3 separate regions of the Homo sapiens genome follow, and regions 2 and 3 are each linked to region 1. Evidence: chromatin loops called from intact Hi-C (ENCODE). Cell type or tissue: MCF 10A. All regions are shown on one strand.

Evidence for each region. Hi-C counts contacts between places; a loop is a spot of excess contacts. Peaks named below come from ENCODE experiments on the same cell type or tissue, not always from the same donor. Only the 100,000 strongest peaks of a DNase experiment are listed, where the experiment ranks them.
Region 2: it touches region 1 in a loop (11-fold over the local background); 39 of 110 quality-filtered maps call a loop at or near these places.
Region 3: it touches region 1 in a loop (2.6-fold over the local background); 4 of 110 quality-filtered maps call a loop at or near these places.

The regions. Positions count from the first base shown.
Region 1 is chr1:224,919,454-224,927,453 of GRCh38, forward strand. All of the region lies in intron 1 of LOC105373109 (a long non-coding RNA gene), which reads right to left. LOC124904524 (a long non-coding RNA gene) reads right to left here and starts at 4,783. Exons shown (of 2, transcript XR_007066899.1): 1 at 4,045-4,783; 2 at 84-3,290. In MCF 10A, a CTCF peak has its summit at 3,281 (motif pointing left); a DNase peak (open chromatin) is centred at 3,258.
Region 2 is chr1:224,641,685-224,649,684 of GRCh38, forward strand. The region is part of intron 1 of CNIH3 (cornichon family AMPA receptor auxiliary protein 3); the gene reads left to right. Among named protein-coding and RNA genes, the nearest start is that of CNIH3, 29 kb to the left of the region's middle. In MCF 10A, CTCF peaks have their summits at 783 and 3,060 (motif pointing right); a DNase peak (open chromatin) is centred at 3,077.
Region 3 is chr1:224,694,060-224,702,059 of GRCh38, forward strand. The region is part of intron 3 of CNIH3 (cornichon family AMPA receptor auxiliary protein 3); the gene reads left to right. Among named protein-coding and RNA genes, the nearest start is that of CNIH3-AS1, 33 kb to the right of the region's middle. RefSeq lists an enhancer at 4,076-4,577. In MCF 10A, CTCF peaks have their summits at 7,091 (motif pointing right) and 7,296; DNase peaks (open chromatin) are centred at 3,522 and 7,082.

The sequences.
Region 1 (8,000 bases):
AAGGGTCTTGACCGCAAGTTATCCAGGTTCTTGGCATTTCGAACAAAGAATTGGACAAAACGCACAATAAAGCAAGGAAAGAATGAAGCAACGAAAGCAGAGATTTATTGAAAATGAAAGTACATTTCACAGGGTGGGAGTGGCCCGAGCAGTGGCTCAAAGGCCCTGGTTACACAGTCTTCTGGGGTCCAAATCCACCATTGGCCACTTGATGTACACCCGGTGCAAATGAAGCAGTGGCCCACAATCAGAGGCCAAAGTGAAGTTACAAAGTTACACTCCTATGCAAACATCTGCTTGGTTGCTTTCTGCAACCAATCAGAGGTACTTTCAATTTTCCATCTGCCATGTAGAAAGTGTTGCAAAGGGAGTAGCCTCTGGTCCTTTTGTTACTTAGGTGTGGAAAATTGGGGTTTTCCTTTTGATTTAGTTCTAGGAAGTCAGCATGAACTGGCCTTAGGTTCCTTGCCTCCACACCCTATTCTCCTGCCTCAAATTCACCAGATAATAGGATACCTCCACACAGGTATTCTCTCTTTCAATTCTCAAGGATAGTAGGATAGAGGCTATCTCTGCATAGTGGCTTGAATTAGCCCCTACCTGTGTAGAGATATCCTATATCCTACTATCTTTGGGAAGTATTCTGGACTTGGGCAAATGCTCTGACAGTGGCCTCTGTTACCAACATTAACAGCATGTTACCAGAGAGGAATCTGAGAAAACTCTTTATTTGGGTAACATTGATTTTTAACATGGCTCAAACCTGTTATTTCCACAGCTGGCATAGGGAAATCATTAGGTTTCTCTCCAGATGGATAATGATTTTTGTAACTTGATTTACATTTAGGAATTTAAGGTTCTTAATGAAGGTTGACATATTTGTGAATCCAAGTTATTGCGTAGTTCTATTGATGATAGTAGTCATCTTATATGCTTAGAAAATATTCCTTTGGATGGCTATGTTAATTGCTATAATTTTCTTCTGTCATTTTAAATCATTTTTTCTTTGTGAAAACAAAATGTTACAAATCACCATTTTGTACTATTTAGCTGTAAATTACAGTGTATTGAACTAAAATGTTTCAGTTGTAACAAAGGATGGAGAAAATTATCAAAATTTACATCTATACTAAAATAGCTCAATGCTCATTGCCTTTTGTAAACACTGAAATTAAAACAAATAGCTGGGCGTGGTGGTTCACACCCGTAATCCCCTGCACTTTGGGAGGCCGAAGTGGGCGGATCACCTGAAGTCGGGCGTTTAAGACCAGCCTGACCAACACAGAGAAACCCTGCCTCTACTAAAAATACAAAATTAGCCAGGTGTGTTGGCGCATGCCTGTAATCCCAGCTACTTGGGAGGCTGAGGCAGGAGAACTGCTTGAACCCGGGAGGCAGAGGTTTCAGTGAGCTGAGATCGTGCCACTACACTCCAGCCTGGGTAACAGAGCGAGACAGCATCTCAAAAAAACAAAAACAAAAACAAAAAAACCCCAAAACAAATAGCAATAATAAATGAATTTATATCTGTTTACAAACACAATTAATTCTATTGATCTATATTTTTCTGGTCTTTATGAAACCCATTGTTCCTTTTGTGATAGTGGGATAGGTTTAGACTACTTTGCTAACTTTTATCTTAAATTAAACATGCTTGATAAATATTTATACAGTGCCTACAGTTGCTAGGTACTGCAGGGGACACAAAGGAAATACATCTGCTTTTTTGTCCTTAAATATTGAGACTCACATAGAGACATAAAGATTCAGGTTCAGAAACTATTGTCTAGAGATTTCCATATATCTTCATTTGTGTCACCAGACAACCTTTCAAGATAGATAAACTACTTTAGGTAGATATTATAAGGTAGATAGAAAACCAAGGCCTAGCAGTTGACTTGTTAATGTCACACAGTAAGTGAAAAGACTGGGATCTGAAATATGTTCTTTTCAGTGCTAGTCTTACACTTTCAGCAAAATTCAAGGCAGAACAGGGTGAGTGACACAGTGCAAAGAAAATGCCATGGGAGTTTGCGGGAGGTCACACAGAAACTTCTAAAAATTTCCCCATAAGTGATAATAATTTCCCCATGTGGGCTTTACTTTCCTCTTAATAGCCTCCCGCCTGAGGACTTTTGACCCCATTATTCTAGTTATTTCTCTAAGAAGAGATAACTTTGGTAGGTATGCCTTCACTTCTTTGACCTGCTTCTCTCTTATGGTCTCTCATTCTTTTCACCTCTTTTTCCTCTGTATTCTGGGAGAACTGTTGGGGTTAAACTGCCACATCACTTATTCGCTTTCCTGCAGTAATAATTTTCCTCTGTACTGCCTTTAGTACGATTCAAATTCTTCCACAACATTTTTGGTTTCTCTTAAATTTTATTTTGCTAGCTTCTTTTTAAAATTCTGCCTGCATCCAAGTCTATTCTCTTCTTATGTCTCTGTTCCTATAGGAAGGCTGTATTTTCTTGGTTCCTTGGGAAAACCAAACAGATGTTTTCTAAAATTTTCTTCTATATCTTACAAAAAATATTTGTTTAGAGGGTGTTTTTCTTCTGAGTCTTTAGATTAAAAAATTTTCGAAACAAAGACAAGGTTGTATGAGTTACCTAACCGCACACAACCTCTTCATTAGAAAAATGATGTCAGTAATGGTACTCACCTCATACAATTGGTATGGTAAGTAAATGAATTAATACATGTGAAGTATTTGCAGTAGTCTGGGTCCAGTCAGGATACAGAAACCAGAGAGTAGGCTAAACTGGGAAAGGTTGATGTATAAATGTATCAACAAAAGGGTAACTATAGAATATAAGGAAACTACATGGTACCCTACGGTTGAGGGTGGCAGGAAAAAACAAACTTGGAAGGGGCTCAGACCTTGTTGGAGAAGATGTGATTCAGCCCACTGGATAGCAGAGAATTTTGTTGGCTTGGCCAGCCTGGAGCTGACCTGGGACTGCTGGGCAAGCAACAGGCCACCCTCTGGACTGCAGGCTTGCACCCAGCAGCCAGGGGTGTGGGTCTGCAGTGAGAGTCGGGTCATCTTCAGGGATAGGAGCCCTTCAGAGTACATGGGCTGTGTGGGTCTGTGGTGTCTGTGTCCCGAGGGCTGCAGAAAGGCTATTGCCAGGCCAAGTCTTCAAGGTCACAGAGAGACCAGTTCGAGGTCTGTACCTGGAGCAGGCTCTGCCAAAATGGCCTCACACCTATACTGCTAACTCCAGGTTATGCTGGAAAGGGCAGGAGCTCCTCTTCCTTTGACAATGTTCCTCTACTACCATCTACTGGAAAAAACATAACACTGCATTCACTTTAAATAGCTCGGGAATTTCATTATCACAGAGCTATAAACTGAAATGTGTATTCAAAGCTGAGCAATCCTATATTGATAACTGACACAGAACTTAAAATTGTGCCTGGCACATGGTAAATATCACATTGCTAGAGATAACATTTTGCTATTATTATTGCATTCTTTTCTTTGCTTAATAATCTTTGAATATAGAGACATCTATCCAGCTTGGTGTGGGCCAAGAGGCCAGGTATACTGAGTGCCTTTAGTTCTTCTCGGTACTAATTTGAGAGCTAGTAGATTCTCTCTCTCATATCTAGAATGAGCCTTAAGGTTGATGTAAACAATCCTTAGTCACCCTTATAGGCACTGATCTGATGAGCCTATACCCTACCCTTCTAGCTGATTTTCCTGATTATCAGAGGCTCATGTAGTTTGCAGTTTTTCTTTGTACAAATGTAAGTCAAAGATACAACTCCTTCACATGCCCAGCTCCCAGGGCCTGTTTTTTGGCCCTGCCCACAGTGCTTCCAAGATAGAATGCCTCATAAGATGTAATGCACCCTTTCCTCTGCTGGATGCTGTTGGTTCTGTGGCATCACAGGAGTTGCAGTCTCTGACTGGGTATGTGGGGACAGGGAAAGAGGTCATCAGTCTGCCTGAAGCATTAAATTATTCTGGTGCAGTGAAGACATAACTGTACAATTTTCTAGTCAGGCCATTCTAAAGACCAAACTTTTACCTACCTTCTTTGCAGCATTATATTTGCTCTTCTGTTTTAGAAGATGGGTAGCAGAGTTCAGGAACATATATCTCAGCCAACTGCCATACATTCCACTATTAATAGACTATCCCAATAGACTCTGGTTTCCAGAGTTGCAGCCACTGTTTGCCATTTTATGTATCATTTCAAAGATTTTTTTGAGAAGGTGAGAAAAAGGATATTAGAGAACATTAGCATGCCTTTTTTTCTTTTCTTTTAGAGATGAAGTCTCACTCACTATGTTGCTCAGGCTGGCCTTGAACTCCTGGGCTCAAGTGATCCTCCTGCCTCAGCCTCCCATGCCATTTTGTCAGAGGAGTTTTAACCAGAGCAACTCCAACTTAAATAGGGGTTGGGTAAAATAAGGCTAAGACTTACTGGGCTGCATTCCCAGACGGTTAGGCATTCTAGGTCACAGAATGAGACAGGAGGTCAGCACAAGATACAGGTCACAAAGACCTTGCTGACAAAACAGCTTGCAGTAAAGAAGCCAGCCAAAACCCATCAAAAACAAGATGGCGACAAGCGTGACCTCTGGTCGTCCTCCCTGCTACACTCCCACCAGCTCCATGACTGTTTACAAATGTCATGGAAATGTCAGGAAGTTACTCTGTATGGTCTAAAAAAAGGGGAGGTTTGAATAATCCATCCTTTGTTTAGCATATAATCAATAAACAACCATAAAAATGGGCAACCAGCAGCCTTTGGGGCTGCTCTGTCTATGGAGTAGCTATTCTTTCATTCCCTTATTTTCTTAATAAACTTGCTTTTGCTTTGCACTGTGAACTCGCCCTGAATTCTTTCTTGCACGAAACCCAAGAACCCTCTCTTGGAGTCTGGATCGGGACCCCTTTCCGATAACAACTTCTGTTAAATCATGAATTTTTCAAAGTATAAATAATAATAATAGCTACCATTTAATAAGTGCTTGCCATGTAGCAGCTGCCACCTTTTCTCATTTACCTTTAACGTGATACCATGCTGGAATTCAAATTCAGGTTACCATAACTACAAAGTCCATGTTCTATGTTATACTGTACAGCTATACTATTTTACATTTTCTTTTCTTTTTTTTTGGAGACAGAGTCTCGCTCAGTCACCCAGGCTGGAGTGCAGCCGCACCATCCTGGCTTACTGCAACCTCCACCTCCCAGGTGCAAAGGATTCTCCTGCCTCAGCCTCCTGCATAGCTGGGATTACAGGCGCCCACCACCACTCTCAGATAATTTTTGTATTTTTAGTAGAGACTGGGTTTCACCATGTTGGCCAAGCTGGCCTCAAACTCCTGGCCTCAAGCTATCCACCCACCTCAGCCTCCCAAAGTGCTGGCATTACATAGGCGTGAACCACCACCTATAATCTACTACAGACCCAACCTCTATTTTACATTTTCATTCCATATATTTTTTACTTTATTTTTTCCTAGGAAAAGCGTATGGGCTTTGTGATAGACAGAATAATCAGCACCCCAGAAGATATACATAATCCCTGAAACCTGTGACTGTTACGTTACATGACAAAAAATAAATAAATAAATAAGGTGGGGGGGGTGGGTGGGAGCTTTGTAGGTGTGATTGAGTTAAGGCTCTTGAATTAGGGGATTATCCTGGATTATCTGGGTAAGCCCTAAACGTAATCACACTTCCTTATAAGAGAGAAGCGGAAGAGATCTGGCATATAGGGGAGGATAAGGTAATGTGACCACAGATGCAGGGACTGGAGTGAAACAGCCACAAGCCAAAGAATGCCAGCAGCCACCAAAAGCAGGATGAGGCAAGGAATAGATTCTCCCTTGGAGCCTCTGCAGGCAGTGCAGCCCTGCAGGTGTCTGATTTCAGCTTAGTGGAACTAGTTTTAGACTTCTGGTTTACAGAACTGCGAGCATAACATTTTCTTGTTTTAAGAACAAATTTGTGGCCAGGCGCCATGGCTCACGCCTATAATCCCAGCACTTTGGGAGGCCGAGGCAGGCGGATCACCTGAAGTCAGAAATTCGAAACCAGTAACTCCGTCTCTACTAAAAATACAAAAATCAGCTGGGCGTGGTGGCGGGCACCTGTAATCCCAGCTACTCGAGAGGGTGAGGCAGGAGAATTGCTTGAACCTCAGAGGCGGAGGTTGCAGTGAGCTGAGATCACGCCATTGCATTCCAGCCCAGGTGACAAGAGTGAAACTCCATCTCAAAAAAAAAAAAAAAAAAAAGAACAAATGTATTACAATAGCCACAGAGAATGCTAACTGGTTTCTAGAGTGTCAACTCCAAACTGTTGGTGGTTTCCAAAGTATACACACTAGCTCAGTGGTAGAGGAGGTGGTGGAGTATCTGCTGTGGGCGTGGTTCATTAGCTCCACAGTATTCCATCTATTAATACTTGTCAGAAGGGATCTTATAACTCATTGAATGTATCTCATCCAATGTATCAACTTCCCCTTCAACATTCTCTTCAAATGATTGTCAGGCCTCTGCTTACACAACTTAGACAAGTCCCCCGATTCTGCTTCAAACAAGTCCTCCCACTGGCAGAGGTTTCGCTACTTTTCAAGGTGTGGGATCCATACTTAGACAGCTTGACTAATCAGACATTTTTTCCCTGATATTTAATGTCAATCTGCCCTCTTATAGTTTTCATGCATGGGCTCTGGTTGTATACCCTGGAGCATCAAAGAATATGTCTATTCCCACTTCCTCAGGATAATTGATGAACTTTACCTCCAGCCAAATCATACTGTGAACTCAAGAAATTCACAATCAACTAAAACCCTTAAGATTTTGTTCATGATTACTATTGTTAAACCACATCTACCCCCATATGTTTTTGCAAAGTTAGTTTTTTGGACCCAACTATATTCTACACATACCCCTATGAAACTGGACCATGTTAGACTTGGTGCATTGTTTCAGTTTATAAAGATTCTCTTTGATCCTGGCTCATTTATTTACCCATCCCAGTTTCATATTGTATGCACCTAAACCAGCATGCCATGATGTCAATATCGAACTCTTTAATAAAAACTTTGAAAGGAATTAGGCCAAGGAGAGCCTAGCAATATAGCATTAGAAACCTTTTACCATGAATTAAAAAATTCCTAAGCACAATATCACTTTTTTATCCATAAGGATATCATGAGAATCTTTACCAAATGTCTTGCTAAAAATCCAAATAATACCATATCAATGTTATACTCTTTATCCATTTATGCAGTTCATACTTGAAAGTGCTATTTGAATTTGCTCATATATCAAATTGCTTTATAAAATTTAAGTCCCTTTATACTTATTCAAGGAATCCAGTGGCCTAATAAGCTTGTCAAAAAAAAGAAAATGCATGAACAAATTCTCAGAAGTTCACTTTGTATTATAGAATTAAAATATCTGGTAGTTTTCTTGAAGTAGAAAAAAGAGTAATATTTTTCAGTGATATTTATGACTATAAAAGAGCTACACAAAGGTTCATAGAAAAAAGCCCCATTGCCGGGTGTGGTGGCTCATGCCTGTAATCCCAGCACTTTGGGAGGCCGAGGCAGGCGGATCACAAGGTCAGCAGATTGAGACCGTCCTGGCTAACACGGTGAAACCCTGTCTCTGTTAAAAATACAAAAATTAGCCGGGCGTGGTGGCGGGCGCCTGTAGTCCCAGCTACTCGGGAGGCTGAGGCAGGAGAATAGCTTGAACCCGGGAGGTGGAGCTTGCAGTGAGCTGAGATCGCGCCACTGCACTCCAGCCTGGGTGACAGAGCACGACTCCATCTCAAAAAAAAAAAAAAAAAAAAGAAAGAAAGAAAGGAAAAAGCCCCATTAACACTGAAGCATTGGGTAGAAAATAAACTAATCTCCTGAGTATAATGAAGATGAGTGTTTGAGAGGTTCAACAATTCCAGTCTTCACTGCAACACTGTCCCCAGTTAGCCAAACCACAATGAGATACCATCTCACACCAGT
Region 2 (8,000 bases), 280 kb before region 1:
CACTGGTGCACTTCTCAAAGGAAGATCGGCCAACTCTCAGAGGATGCGGCCTCTACCCACAACACACTTCCTTTTTTCTTTGTCATGTTCTGATTCCTTAGCATCTGTGTCATAGGATCTAGGATCGGGATAATGGCTTGCAACCATGTCAAAAATTTTCCTGGTGCTCCCAGGCCCCCACCTTGGAAACTCAAGTTGTATTTGTAAAACTAGTGAAAACCATTGGTTTGTTCCTCATGCATTCAGGGTATTCCTTGAACAGAAGTTTGCACACTTCAGCATGTGCATGTGAATCACCAGAAAACATCTCCAAAATTCAGACTGTAATTCCTGCCCTTAGGATTCTGGTTTGGGAGGGCTGGTTATGCTCCGTTTGGACATAACAAGATTTGTTACATGGTATTTTACTTATTTGCTATTTTGTTCAAGGATGTGAAGGATGGGTACCACCATAGTAACAGCTGATATTGATTGAATATTTGCTGTATCAGGCACTGTTCTTACTGTAACAACTCATTTAATTTTCCCAGTGTTCTATTATGCAGATACTGTTTTTTTTCCTTGAGGGTAGGGTCTTGCTCTGTCTCCCAGGCTGGAGTACAGTGGTGCGATTATGGCTCACTGCAGCCTCAAAGCCCTGGGCTCAAGTGATTCTTCTGCCTCAGCCTCCTGAAAGCTGGGACTACAGGCATATGCCACCATATCTAGCTAATTTTTTATTTTTCGTAAAGACAGGAATCTCCCTATGTTACCCAGGCTGTTCTCGAACTCCTGGCCTCTAACAATCCACCTGCCTTGGCCTCTCAAAGTGCTGGGATTGTCGGTGTGAGCCGCTGTACCTGGCTGTAGCTATGATGGTGTCTGTTTTTCAGATTAGGAAGCGGAGGCACAGGGAGTAAATGGCTGAGCCCGGACTGATTCCAGGCAGTCTCACCCCAGAGCATGGCTCCTTACCACTGTGCTCCTCTACCTTTCTGCTGTATATTCTGGGTGACTCAAGCTCTCTGTGCTCTGTAGGTAGAGATTTTATTTTATTTTATTTAAGAGAATGCTTTGCGTTTCTGATTTCTCATTGTCTTAGAACTGCACATATATCAGAGAGGCTGTTATGAAAGAAAACCCACACATATCTGGGTCTTGCATCTCTGCATCGAAAGCATGGTCTTATGAAGTAAGATGCGAGAGAGCTAGGCAGGGGGAACAGTTGGGACACTGTGAACTGTTGGTGCTCTGAGCTGTAAACTCTCCGGAGAGAGCTCTAAAGGAGAGTGCATTGTATCTGAACATGCAGGCCAAGGTGTGGTTCTCCTCCGAGATTCCTAAAGGGTCCTCCATTTCTGCCTGTGTCAACCAGCTAAGATCTGGCAGTGTGGACACATCTGCGGCCCTTCTGTGGCCTTGTTGATGGTCGAGGCGTGTGTTTGGAGTGTATGCACTTTGGTATTCACTTTGTATTCCTGTCCTCAAATGCACCTGCTTATTTCACAACTATCAAATACCTGCCGAGGATCCTGGGCCCTGGGAATAGGGGGAGAAATAAAACGAGGCCTGCTCTGAAGGAGGTGGTAGTCGACTAGAGAAAACAAATGTAGAATGAGAAATTACACTCCAGTACGGTGGTTTCTGTGTCTACAGTGCATTTTATTTGCAGCATCTTTTGGACATCGGTTCCAGTCACATCTACATGAGGCTCATCTAGATTTAAGGAAACTAGGGAAAATGCAGCGAGGTGTTAGTGTAACCACACTGGCCTGCTTTGGCCCCGCAGCCCAGTCGGCTTGTCTGGAGAGACCCTGGTGGGACAGTGAGTGGGTCATGAAGGCAAGGCCTGACGTGGTGGGTCTGGTGTGTGAGGAGAGAGCCTGCCTTCATGGAGGCCGGGCAGCCTCCCTTCTGTTGTGGGACTTTTCCTTAGTTCAGCTAAAGATGGGATCCTCGTCACACAGCCACAGAAAATTACACTCAGAGACAGTTTGAAGGGTGAGAATAATGGGATTTATTGGGCAAAAAGGAAAAAAAGTGGGGAACAGGGACTCAGCAGAACGAGAGTCCTTCTAGTATAGGCTTCCCGCCTCATGGATGAAATCCCAGGTTCTACCCAGGAAGAGGAGGGGCCGGACTCCTTCCTGCTGCAAATGACAGGAACTTCTGAGGCTCCACCCCATGGTGCATTCCTCCCAGTTCGCAGGTTGGCTGGAGTTTCTCTGGGGACCCCTTCCTACCTGGCTGTCTCACTGCTGTGGCTCAGACCAGTTGAGGCCATCCTGGCGTTTCTGAGACTGGAAGTTGGGGGTTGGCAGCAACCCTGGTGGATCTAGTGGGGTATTAGAATTGTAGTAGAGGCCAAGTGACCTTGGGGACCTCTTAGACTGAAAGCTTCATGAAGTCAGGGACCGAGTGGGGCTTGTCCATAGCCCTTGCTCCAGCACCTCAGCAGGGCCTGCACATTCAACGCATGCTTGGTGACTGAATGTGTTGAATGCCTTGGGGAGTGCTCCCTTCGGCCTTTGTTACAAGCATGTTGTTTGTTTTTGTTTTTGTTTTGAGACAGTGTCTCACTCTGTCTTCCAGGCTGGAGTGCAGTGGCACAGTCATGGCTCACTGCAGCCTTGACCTCCTGGGCTTTAGCAATCCTCCTACCTTAACCTTCCGAGTAGCTGGGACTACAGGGGTGTGCCTCCACGCCCAGCTAATTTTTGTATTTTTTGTAGATCTCTAGTGGATGATTCCCCATCCAAGGTGGCAGCTATGGAGCTAGACTACAGGATATCGGGGAGTGTGGGGTTGGACCAGGTGATGTCTGAGGCGATGTCTGGCTCTAATATTATGCCTGGCATGCAGCAGGATGTATTTGTTGAATTAAACAAATTCTACAAATCAAGGGAGCAAAAAAGCATCCCTATGACCCTTATACCTTTAGCTTTGTTTTCATCCATTCTTAAATTTCTCCTGGCTGCCGCAAGCAGATGACTGTCCTTTATCCCACAGATACCTGACTGCTGTATGCCAAACAATTTTTTTCTTCCACCAAGCTGTAATGCTCAACCGTTGCCACTAGAGGGCTGAGGTTTTGCACACTGGTGGTGCTGAAGACGCCTCCAAGTTCAAAGGTCTTCTGAGATACCCAGAGAGGCTCAGGCAAATGCCAGTGCTGGAAACTTGCTTAAGCGTAAGCAGCCAAGTGCATGCACCTCCACTGAGCTGGGGGCACTGGAGAAGGACAGTGGCTTCTGTACTGCTAACAGACCCCATGCAGGTAGTGGCTGAGATCTCTGTGTGGCCAACTAAGGACTGTGGAAGCATTTCACACCCTGGGTGAGGATGGTTATGGAAGGCAATAGAGGCTGCCTCACCACTGGGAGTGGCGAACAGTGTGAATCTCTGCTGGCCTTCTCTTTGAGTGCTGGGCATCTTTTATTTCAGTTTTACAGATGCAGAAATACACAAGAGGGAGTCAGGTCTCTACCAAGGAAAAACTGTATGCTTACCTTATGCCTCTCCCTACCGTGTTTGATCAGTTCTCTCTCTCTCCTCCCACCACCTCCCCACTGCCCTGCTCTGCCCCCTCTCTCCTATGTTACTTTCTTGGGTCTTGCCCTGTTTGGTGTCTGGCCATTACTTGGTGCTGCAGAGGAGACTCAGCCCCCAAGAGGCGGTACACTCACCTCTTGAAGGGCAATCCCCAGAGAAGCGCGAGAGAGACCTGGCTTGGCCTCCTTTCTCCTGCGCCTCTGTTCAGCGTTGTACTGGATTGCACGCGTGTTACAGAGCGTGCTGTGGAAGATGCTGAGCCAGCGGTGCCGAGCGTTTCCAGCCCTCTGAAGGCAGGGCCACGCAGCTCCCCATCACGTGGTGACACTCCCTCTGTGCTCCTGATGTGCTTATTTCCAAAATATGGTGGGTGGTGAGGTTTAGGCCCTGTTCCAATTCAGGGTAACATGTGGAGCAGGCTCAGCCCGGAAGGCTGTGCTATGGCAGCAGGTGCAGCACTCATTGTGGCCAGCGGATATTCACATCTGTTGGAGCCTAGAAACCTAAAGAAAAGCACATCCAAGCTCCAGTCATTTCCACCACTCCCTACTGCCATTCCCCACCCCATAACATGGAGGAATTTATGTTGCAGTACATTTTCTTTCTCTGGCCATCTCGCTCCAAGGGAATTAATAAGGACCAAATGGCCAAAGGGCAGGAAGCAGTGGGGAGATGCAGTGGAGAAGCATGGCCCATGTTTAATTTATAGATCAGATCATCTCTTCCCCTTGGCAGTATGCAGGCTATTTTGGGCATTGTGCTGGGTAGCCCTTTAGGGAATCCAGTTGTATTTAATTATATTCATATTTATTGAGCACCCATTGATCAGTCACAGCAAGCACATAATTATATGTGTTATAAAGAGTTAGATAAAGGCCCAGTCCTCGATCTCACGGTCTAAGATAGTAACTCTAACGTAAGACAGCAGAGGTTTTCAGTGGAGGTTCAATTCAAGGTCACGTTTGATTGGAGACATCACAGAGAGGTGGCACTTATATGGGCCTAACAGCATTTTGACAGATGAAGAGAAAGACAGAGGGATTAGTTCTGCCAACCTAAAGAAAGAACTGAGGCAACGTTAATACAGACAGTTTATCTGAGCCAAGGTTGAGGACAGCTGCCCGGGACACAATTCCAAGTTGCCTTGGGGAGTGCTCCCTTTGGCCTTTGTTACAAGCATGTTGTTTGTTTGTTTTTGTTTTTGTTTTGAGACGGTGTCTCACTCTGTCTTCCAGGCTGGAGTGCAGTGGCACAGTCGTGGCTCACTGCAGCCTTGACCTCCTGGGCTTTAGCAATCCTCCTACCTTAACCTCCCGAGTAGCTGGGACTACAGAGGTGTGCCTCCACGCCCAGCTAATTTTTGTATTTTTTGTAGAGACAGGGTCTTGCTCTGTTACCCAAGCTGGTCTCCAATTCCTGGACTCAAGCAACCCTCCTGCTTCGGCATCCTAAATTACTGGGATTACAGGCATGAGCCACCATGTCCAGTCTATTACAAGCAGGTTTTTAAAGGCAAAAGGGGACAAGGCTGAGCCAATACAAAGTTGTTTGACAGGAGTTCTCACCGGTTGACAGAAATAATATTTGTTAGTGATTGGCCCTACACTGGTGAACTATAGAGTATGAGTGCTGGTGTCCAGTGTGTGACATTTTATGACAATCTGGTGTCAGTTAGCCTAGAGCCCATATAGCATGTGGCCTCAAGAGGAAATGATTTAGCTCAAGAGAGGAATGAGACATGACTGCTGTCACACACATGGCCCCGTCACTTTTTTATTTTTATTTTTTTGAGACAGAGTCTTGCTCTGTCATGCAAGCCAGGGCGCAGTGGTGCAGTCTCGGCTCGCTGCAACCTCCACCTCCTGGGTCCAAGCGATTCTCCTGCTTCAGCCTCCTGAGTGGGGTTACAGGCACCCGCCGCCACACCCAGCTCACGTCTGTATTTTTAGTAGAGACAGGGTTTTACCATGTTGGCCAGGCTGGTCTTGAACTCCTGGCCTCAAGTGATCCGCTTGCTTCGGCATCCCAAAGTGCCGTAATTATAGGCGTGAGGCACTGTGCCCGTCCTACAGTCACATTTCAGTGCCTCTCTGGGCTTGATAATTAAAGGGGGCTTGAATTCCTCCGATAAAAAGTTTATTCTTCAGACCAAATAGTGAGGGTGTCTTGTGGAAAACCCTGAAGTAGTCTGGCTTGCTTGTCCATGGAGGTGGAACAGGAGTGTCTGACCACCCCCCTGCCTGGGCCTGGGTGTCGGGGTGGAGACTGGGGATGGGCAGAAGCTGGGACATCACTCACTGCCAGGGACTGGGTTCTGTGTGGCCAAGGCTGTGGCGGGAAATTATTACCTGAGACCAGATGTTCATGATGAGAACCAAAGCAGTGAACTGGGTTAGGGCCCTGTGGAGAAAGTGAAGCCTGGAAACTTGGGAGAATGTGTGTTAACCCCACTTCTAGAGAGGACAGAGGCTGGGACAGAGCCAAGGATGTGTGGCTGGGTGGCACAGGGGGAAGAGAAGGTGGGCTGGGAGCCAGCAGGGCAGAGGGAAGGGAAGGACAGCAGCTGTGGTTCCCAGATCAGCATAAGGAACCTGCAGGCACAGGGGCCCTGGTGTAAGGAGCCTGCAGGCACAGGGGCTGAGTGGGCCAGGTGGCTGGACAGATAGTGGCAGGTCGGTAAGAACAGAGTTAAAACTCAGCCAGGCTTTGGAACTGTTCTATCTTAGGGTACTGGTTACGGGAACGGGCAGGAATTTTTGGAGACATATACTGATGAATTCTGTTTCGGGCATGTTGAGGTTCTGGAGGAACCTGGGATGGAAACTGGATCTGGAGCTGGGGAGAGAGTGAAGAACCAGCCATGTCCAGGAGGGAGTGAAGCAGGCTAGAAATGGTAGTGGGCGGCTGGGCGCAGTGGCTCACGCCTGTAATCCCAACACTTTGGGATTCTTACCAAGACCCCGAGGCGGGTGGATCACCTGAGGTCAGGAGTTTGAGACCAGCCTGGCCAACATGGTGAAACCCTGTCTCTATTAAAATACAAAAATTAGCTGGGTGTGGTGGCGGGTACCTGTAATCCCAGCTACTAGGGACGCTGAGGCAGGAGAATCGCTCAAACCCAGGAGGCAGAGGTTGCAGTGAGCTGAGGTCATGCCACTGCACTCCAGCCTGGGTGACAGAGCCAGACTCTGTCTCAGGAAAAAAAAAAAAAAAAGAAAAGAAAATGGTAATGAGACCTGTGGGAAGGGATGAGTTTACCAAAGAAAAGAGCACAAAGGGAGAATATTTTCTGCTCATTTACTCATACATTAAATGTCTGTTTCGTGCCAGGTACTGTAATAGGCATTCTTCATTCTTCAGAGTCATTTAGGAGCAAAGCACACTGTTTGGGCTTGGGGAGTTTGCATATTGAGGCGAGGTTAGAGAAGGATATTGGAATACCGATTTTGCCTTGGCCCAATTACTTCCCCCCATGATGTTTCTGAAGATGGTGTAGACATAAGGAACAACCTGTAAGGCCTTATGAATATCTTGGTGCACAGTGACCCTGCCCATCAGTAAGCAAGATCTAGTCTGCAGTCAGATTAGTAACTATTCCTTCCTGGTAGGACAAGAGCAAAAGGAGGTTCTCAGCCCTGCTACAAGCATGAGCTCCAACTACCACTACAAAATCCCCCTTAGCAGAGAGGGAAATGGAAGACCCAGAAGGTATGATTTATCCTGAGTTGTGAAGAATCTACCACCCTTTGTTCCCAGAATTTCTTCCTTTCTGAATCCCTGGCTTCTTCAGCCAGCCCATCAGTGGTGGCTCCTTCCTTATTTATGGGGCTCACCAGTTGCACTGGGCAGACTGAGGGACCCCCAAAGATGTTCATGTCCTAATCCTTGGAACCTGAGACTGTTACATCTGGAAAGTCCCTTCTGCCATATAAGGTGATTAAGTCAAGGGTCTCGAGATGGGGAGATTATCCTGAATTATCTGGGTATAGCCATTGTAATCACAGAGGTCTTTATAGGTGGCAGAGGGAGGCAGGAGAGACAGAGGAAGAGATGTGACATCAGAAGCAGAGGTCAGGAAATGCCGGTGGTCTCCGAGAGCTGGAAAAGGCAAGGAAATGGCTTCTGCCCTAGGGCTTCCAGAAGGAAGTAAGCCCTGCTGACACCTTGATTTTAGCCCTCCAAGACCCATTTTGGACTTCTGACCTCTAGAACTGTAGGATAATAAACTGTGTTGCTTTGAATTACTAAATTTGTGGTAATTTATTATAGCAGCAGTAGGAACTAATACTATAATGTATACCTAATTTCCAGCACAGAGCCTGTTACACAATAGGTGCTCAGTTTAATTTATTGGATGAATTATGAATTCTATATTTAACTCTAACCCCCAAGTAGGGCTCTCTACAGTGGTTTTTGAAATCTACTTGGCTTCATTTGGATAGTTAGAAACTTGGGGAAAACTTTGCCCG
Region 3 (8,000 bases), 230 kb before region 1:
TCTGGAGAACTGGATCTGTGGAGGAGGAGAGGAGAGGGACAAGAGCTTCCACCCAGAGAAGTTGACAGCAGACAGATGTTGCCAGCTGCCAGCTCCTTTGCAGACAGCCCAGGATGAGCTGAGCCCTGGACTTGGGAGCATTTCCACAAGTTGCTATGTCCTGGCTGTGTGTGGAGAGAACACCTTCCTCACCTGAGACACAACAGAAAGTTGGTTTTGAGATGAATGTGGGGCCGTCACAACCAGTTTCAAAAAGTAAAGAAGTCCAGCAGCCCTCATGGCAGCAGGAGAAGAAACCCTAAAACTGTCAGGGACTTTAGGTTGTGTCATTGAGAGGGTCCCTAAACCTGGCTGTTCCTCACGTTGAATCTGGATTGATGATTAAACATACGACTCCGCAAGGTAGATTCCTATCCACCCAGGATAGTTAATTTTATCTGTCACCTTGGCTAGGTCACGGTGCCTAGATATGTGATCAAACATTGTTCTGGTTGTTTCTGTGAGGGTGTATTTTTTGGATGAGGTTAACATTTAAATCAGACTTTCATTATATGAAAAAGACACATGCACACACATGTTTATAGTAGTATAATTTGTAATTGCAAAATTATGGAACCAACCTAAATGCCCATCAGCCAACGAGTGGAAAGAAAATGTGGCATGTATACACCATGGAATACTACTTAGCCATGAAATGGAATGAAATAATGAAATAAAGGCCTTTGCGGCAACTTGGATGGAACTGGAGGCCATTATTCTAAGTGAAGAAACTCAGGAATGGAAATCCAAATATCATATATTCTCACTTATAAGTGGGAGCTAAGCTATGAGAATGCAAAGGCATAAAAATGATATAACGGGCTTTGGGGATTTTGGGGGAAAGGTGGGAGGGGGTGAGGGATAAAAGACTACACGTTGGGTACAGTGTACACTGCTCAGGTGATGGGTGCACCAAAATCTCAGAAATCACCACTAAAGAACTTATCCATGTAACCAAACACCACCTGCTCCCCAAAAACTATTGAAATAAAATTTAAAAAATAAATTGGACTTTGAGTAAAGCACATTATCTTTTCTTCTGTGGGTGGGCCTCACTCAATCAGTTGAAGGCCTTACTGGAGCAGAAAGACTGAGCTCTCCTGAGCAAGAGTGGATTTGGCCAGCAGTCGGCTTTCAGACTTCAACCACAACTTGACTCTTCCGTGGGTCTCTGGCCTGCCAGCCCACTCTGCAGATTTTGAACTTACCAAATCTCTACAGTTGCATGAGCCTGTTCCTTAAAATCTCTCTCTTTCTAAACACACACACACACACACACACACACACACACACACACCCCTGTTGGTTCTGTTTTACTGGAGAGCCCTAACTAATGCAGTCCCCTCAATTCTGGTAAGTTCAGGTTCAGCAGGTTTACAGAGAGGCCTGGAACTGCTGTGAACCGAACCTTCACAGCAACCCTGTGAGTTGGGTGAAATTATCTGCTCACCAGATGGTCAGTACCTTGTTCAAGGTCACCCAGCTCATAGGTCTGGTCCCAGAGTCCATGTTCACAGTCCTCAACCCTTGCTGCTTCTAATTCCTCACATTCATAGGAGTCCGTTATTTTCCATAACTTTACAGAGCTTCTTACCACTGCCCTAGGGGCCAATCTCTGCAGGGCCTGTGAAAAGAATGATGATCGCTCAGGCTCCCCTGTAGTCTGGACCAGATGAAACTAGGCTGGTCCCCTTACTGCATTCATCGGCAGAGGCAGAGCAGATTGTCACAGCCTGACCTTCTCAGCAATAAAGATTTAGGGACTCTTGGGAGTTTTGCTATGAGAAGTCACCAAATCATTGATTGTTCTGACAGAAACAATTTGGGTTTTCATAATATCCTTCTCCTCTCATTAATGTAACAAGGAACTCTGGGATCGTAGGATGTGTGAGAGGCAGGAAAGCGTATTGGGATATGGGTTTGGGTCTGTGAGTAACAGAGACCCACTATAACCGTGACTGAAACATGATGGGGCTCACTCTGCCTTGGGAGGCCTGTCCAGGCTGGAATGGGGTGGGTGGGACTCGGCCTCACAAAGCTGTCTAGAGACCCAGGCTCCTCCCATCTTTGGAGCTCTGTCATTTTCAGGGAATTTCCTTGTCCATGTGGACCATGAGGACATCACATCATGACCTCCTTTCAAGTAGCAGGATGGAGGAGGCAAGAGGAAAAGGGCCATTTCTTTGAAGGAAGTGACCCAGAAGTCACACACACCACTTCTCTTTAACTGTTTGGCCAGATCTTAGGCAAATGGCAGAATCTAGTCTTGATTCTGTGGGGCTGTGTGCTCAGCTCAACATCAGGGACTTTATTCCAGAGAAATGGGAGTGAGGACTTAGGAGGACGGCTGCAGATCTCTGTCTCATGGAGGAAGTCGGTCAGCAGCGCAGCCTGTGCAGGGCACACAGCCACTGATGTGCACTCTGGAAAACTAAGGGCAGGAATGTGAGGTGGGAGAGGAGCAAGACGAGGTGTCACAGGTTGAATGATATTAAGTGGGACCTGGAGGAGGCTGGGCATTGTATGGGTTGTGGGGAGCTGGGAAGTGCTGGCTGTTGGCTTTGATGGAACAGCCCAATAGGTACCAATCTGAATTTATTCATTCTTTCAACTGGAATTCATTTAGCACCTACCATGTACATAGTTGGTTGTTATGTGCTGAAGGGGATAAATTTGTGTGTGTGTGTGTGTGTGTGTGTATGTGGTGTGTCAGTTGTGAAGACATGCTCAGTACAGCTAAAAGAAATCTTGCTTTTTCTCTGCATTCCTGCCTGAGAGTCCCTCAAAGCGCTGATCACCTAGCACCTTATATGATAGTTGCCTGGACATGTATTTTACACAGTTGTATTCTTGAAGACAAGGATACCGTCCTTCTGGTTTCTGCAACTGCTACATTGCTTAGCATGGTGTCAGATGCATGTTAGCTAGCTGCAAAGTTTAGTCAACACGAGACTGGCAACCACAAATACCATGGGCTATGATTTTCATAATGCGTGAGCAGGAATTCCCACTGCTGAGCATGGGATAAAGGCATGTGGAGAAGACCAGAGAAAGGCCATGACAGGTGTGACGTGCTTGTCACATCAGAGCACCCTCAGTGCCCAGTGGGGGAGCATTGTAGTGGACCTAGTTAGAGCGCTAGTTTGCAACCTTGGCTGTACGCCGAAATTGCTTGCGGAGGTTAAAAAATCCTGCTGCCTTTGTCCCGCCCCCCGGAATTTCTGAAGTGCAGCTTGGCACTTGTTTTTTTAACAGCTCTCCAGATGATTCTAATGTGTAGCCAAGCTGAGGATCACTGAGTGGGAGAATAGTGCAGGTGGGGAGGCATTTTCACTCTCTCCGTTCTCCAGGGTATGATTTAGAGAGCCGTAATTTTCAAAATGGTAGCAGAGTAAAAGCAATAATTTGCCAACAGGTGCCCAAGTGGACTGAAGGAGTTACTTCCTAAATTCCAGGGAGATGGTCAGCCCAGTGGGATGACTCATTGCAAGTCATCCACGAGCCACGTGCTTTTCATGGTGGGAACTCTGCTTCCAGATGCTTCATTTTCCAGAATGTGATGAGAAGTAAAGATTCTGTTTTTCAACCCCCAGAATGCTCACCCTTCCAGGCACTCATTCTTGCCCTTTTCCAAATTGCTGAAGAAGCAAGAAACATTTCTGGGTCCTGTTTCTGGGCCACAAAATGGGCCAATCTTACAAATCCTAATAACCTCTTATTCTTGGTTGCATTATCCAGTCTCTGCCTCTCACTCTTTCCAACTCCTACTGCCCCTCTCTAAAGGTAAAACCATGCCAGCCTGTACCTAGGTGGGGACAATAAGAGAGAATTCCTCTGAGCTCCCAGCTTGTGCTGAATTAATTCGCATGCTCCAGACATATCTTCTCCCCACGGAAAAGCTGCATTGCCGAGTTATCATGCTGGCTCCATTTGTAACTTCTATGGGACTTGTTATTCCTTAAGCAATTTGGGGCATTGGTCCTCCTCCAGAACTGAGTTTCACTGGCTCTGATTTCTGAGCTGTCTGTGTGGCACAGACAATTACACAACTCATGGAGTTTTGTTTCATTAGGATAAGACCCAGCAGTAGACAAGAAAATGCACTGAATAAGTTAAATGTGCTATACAAATGCAAAGTGCCATTATTATAAAGGGACAGAAAAGCCATCCTGTTTCCTTTCTGTATCAGCCAAATGGTCAAAGCAATGATGAGATTCTGGAGGACAATGATCACCGATTATAGCACAAGGAGGTAGGCGGGGAACACGCAGCAAGAACAGCTCTGCTATTGTGGCCTTTTAGTGGTGACATCACTGCTGTTACCACTCAGCGCACCAGCATAAGGTAGCACCAGTGCCACTGGTGTCCTGGTGGGAACCAAATAAAGGAACCACTTAGGCAGGGTGTACTGATAAATGACAAACTATATGTCTTCTGAGAGAAACTGTAGAAGTCTCTGCATGAGCTAGACTTTAATACATGCCATTGGGTACTTCACATTTTTTGACAGTGGTGATACCAATTGCCAATGCTGGGTCATTCTGAGTTATTGATAATGTATTTCAAGCACACATATTCTGGGCTTTAAAAGGAAGGTAGGTATAGGTGGAATTCAGAAGGTATAATAATTTGTAAAAAGCGTGCTTTCCTTAGCAGACTAGAAGATGAGTAAGGGCACTAATTGTGAATCTGGTTCACTTGCGGAACTCTGCCTGCAGCCAGCGCAGCACATAGCCAGTAATGCTTTGCTGATGGAATGAATGAATGAATGAATGAGTGGAACAAACTCCATGGTGACTGCTACATGCTTTACATGTGCTACATGCTTTACAAGTGTTTCACTTGTTCTTACCACACTGCTGTGATGTGGAGATGGGGAGCTGAGAGGTCACTTAGTAAGTGCAGGGTCTGGATTCACACCCAAATCCCTGCCCTTTCTGATAGTCCTTATGTTCCATGCTCTAGGGATTGAAGACACGTTTCCCTACTTTTCCCAGAATACTTCCACATCTTTGAGTTTTTCAGAGCAAGCTTGGCACCATCCCTGGACATTCCCGGGCATAACCATTCCCAGGATCCACCATTAGCCTCATGCGGATGGGCCCTGTTCTCTTCTCTAGTCTGACTACCATCTCTTCTCCACTGATTCTCACCCTCCAAGTCAAAAATGGGCTAAGAAGTTTTGACCAAAGGCATTGTTTCAACCTCAAGAGACTGTTGAAACTGATGTCTTGAGAGAAAGAACCTTCAGAGGACACTGTACCCCCTTCTCCTGGCCCTTCGGCAGCTGAATGTCAGCCAGGGGTGCCATAACACAGCAGCTGGGTGGCTTTAGCCACAGGCATTCTTCTTCTCACAGGTCTGGAGGCTAGAAGTACTAGATCAACGTGTCGGCAGGGTTGGTTCCTTCTGAGGGTTCTCTGCTTGGCTTGTGTATGGCCACCTTCTCACTGTCTCCACGTGATCATTCCTCTGTGTGTCCGTGTCCTAATTTCCTCTTCTTTAAGGACACTAGTCATACCAGGTTAGGGTCTATAGGGTAAATCCATCTGACAGCAATAATTTAAGCATACCTTTAGAATGGCCCTATATGGCAGATGCATCTGAATGTGTGTTCCAAGCTGGGGAACCTGTGTGTGGCCAACCCAGAGATTCATACCTTATCTATGATAAAAATCTGAGCCCCTCACCCCCTACCTGTCCCACTTGTCAGGGACATGCACTGCACAGGGGATTGAGGCCCTGAGCTTTGGGTTGAATGAAGGTTGCCATGTGGGGGTCATTAGGGGAGAGTGTTAAATGAAAATGTCTTATAAGCTGCATGATGTTTGCAGGAGGTTGTGGTTTTCTTGCCTGCCCTGCTTCCACTGGGCCCTGCGGTTATCTTGTCTGGCCCACCGCCTACTGGACTGTAGGAAGGTGGATGTGTTGTCCAGCCCACTGCCACTGCACTGTAGGAAGGCGGATATTTTGTCCAGCCCATCACCGCTGGACCATTTCTGTATATAAGGTAGTTCTCCTGTCCAGCTTGCCACCACTGGACTCTCTCCCCTGTATGGAGGCCACTAATAAAACCCCACGTCTTGTTTGCTAGCTCTGGGTCTCTTCTTCAGACTCTTGAATCTGGTACCCTCCCTAGTGAGGTTAATAGGGTCTTGGCAATAATAGGGCCCACCCTAATGACCACATTTAACCTAATTGCTTCTTTGAAGACTCTGTCTCCAAATACTTACTGTCCCATTCTGAGGTACTGGGAGTTAGGGCTTCCACGTATAAAATTTGGGAGGACATGTTTCAGTCTGCAACAGGATCTCTGCACTAGAGAAGAGTTTTCATGGAAACAACATCCCATTGGCTAGGAGAAATGATTTACCTGCCCTTGAATTCTGTTCTTTGGTGAATGGCAAATAGAGTGAATAGTGAGTTTCTGGGTTTTAATTTTCCTAGCACTTTCTCATTATCCCAGATGTGCTTTAGAGAAAGAAAGGGCAAGACTTGGATCCTCTTTCATTGGGTTTTATTGTGTTTATCAAGATCAAAAGCAAAGTTATCCTCAGTAAAGTCTGTGAATACTTTCTCCCATCATTCTCCTGGAGAAAGGGCCCAAACAGAAGGGACTGGGTCCTGCCTCTCCATGCTACCACACCTCTTGCAGGGAGCAGAGTGCAGAGCCTGTCCCCTGGACCTAGATGGTTGGCTCAACACATGTTGGACAGGGCATGGGTCATTCGTCATTCTAATTAGCTCCAGTGCCTGTTTCCCCAGCAGGCACAGAGTCAGGACAAAATCCACATCTGCCATGTGAACTTCTGCAGAGGTGCCACTTGCTGAGTAGGGCCAAAGTCATGTAATTATTGTAATTATTTTTGTTTATGGGATGTCCCTTCCCAGGAGATCCCAGGCACTTCACTGCCCAGAAGTTGTCACTTGAGAGCAGGACAGCATTGACCCATGCTGGGGCTGAAGGAAGTGATGAAGGGCCCTGACCACCCATGGTGCTATGCTGGCTGCCCGGAAGCCATGGCATGCATAAGCTTCTGGAGAGGCCACTAGGGGGTGTCACACTGCTATGCAGAGAGTGGAAGGGGGGCTCGGGTTCTTTTTTTTTTTTTTTGCTGGAGGAGGCGAGGTTAGCTAGACATGGAAGATTGGTTCTCAGTGGCTATCTTTGTGCTGCTATAACAAAATACCCTAGACTCAGTGGCTTAACAACACAAATGTATCTCTCACAGCTCTGGAGGCTGGGAAGTCCAAGATTAAGGTGCCAGACAATTCAGCATCTGTAGAGGGCCACTTCCTGGTTCATAGACAGCTGTCTTCTTGCTGCAGCCTTACATGGTGGAGGGGCAAGCTCTCTCTGCACCCTTTATCAGGACACTAATCCCATTCACGAGGGCTCCACCCTCATGTTGTCATCTAATCCTAATCAACTCCCAGAGACCCCACTTCCTAACACCATCACATTAGGGGGTAGCGTTTCAACATGTGAATTTTATGGGGAGATGAACATTCAGCTCGCAACAGAGGCTTAAGTGTTTTTTTCTATAACAACATTTATTAAGGTATTATATGTGGTATAATATGCCAGACGTTGTACAAAGTGCTTGGTTGGATGATCTCACTCGCGACAGCCCTGGGATGTAGACATCGTTATGGTCCCCTTTACACTGAGGAGGAAATTGAGGGACAGAGAAGTTAAGTAACATAAGCTAGTACATGCAAAGCTGGGGTTTAAATCCAGGCAGTCTTTCCTTGGAGCATGCTATTTCATTTTTCGTTATTAATTGTTTCAGTTATAAAAATAATATGTTCATATTTTCACTAGTAAAATGATGCAAAGTTGATATGAAGAAAATATTAATAAGCTGCCCCACCCTTGTCCTTCCTAACTCTCTGACATAAAAGCTGGGTTTGTATCCTCCCGTCATGCTGTATCTCCACTTGCATTTAGATAGACAAAT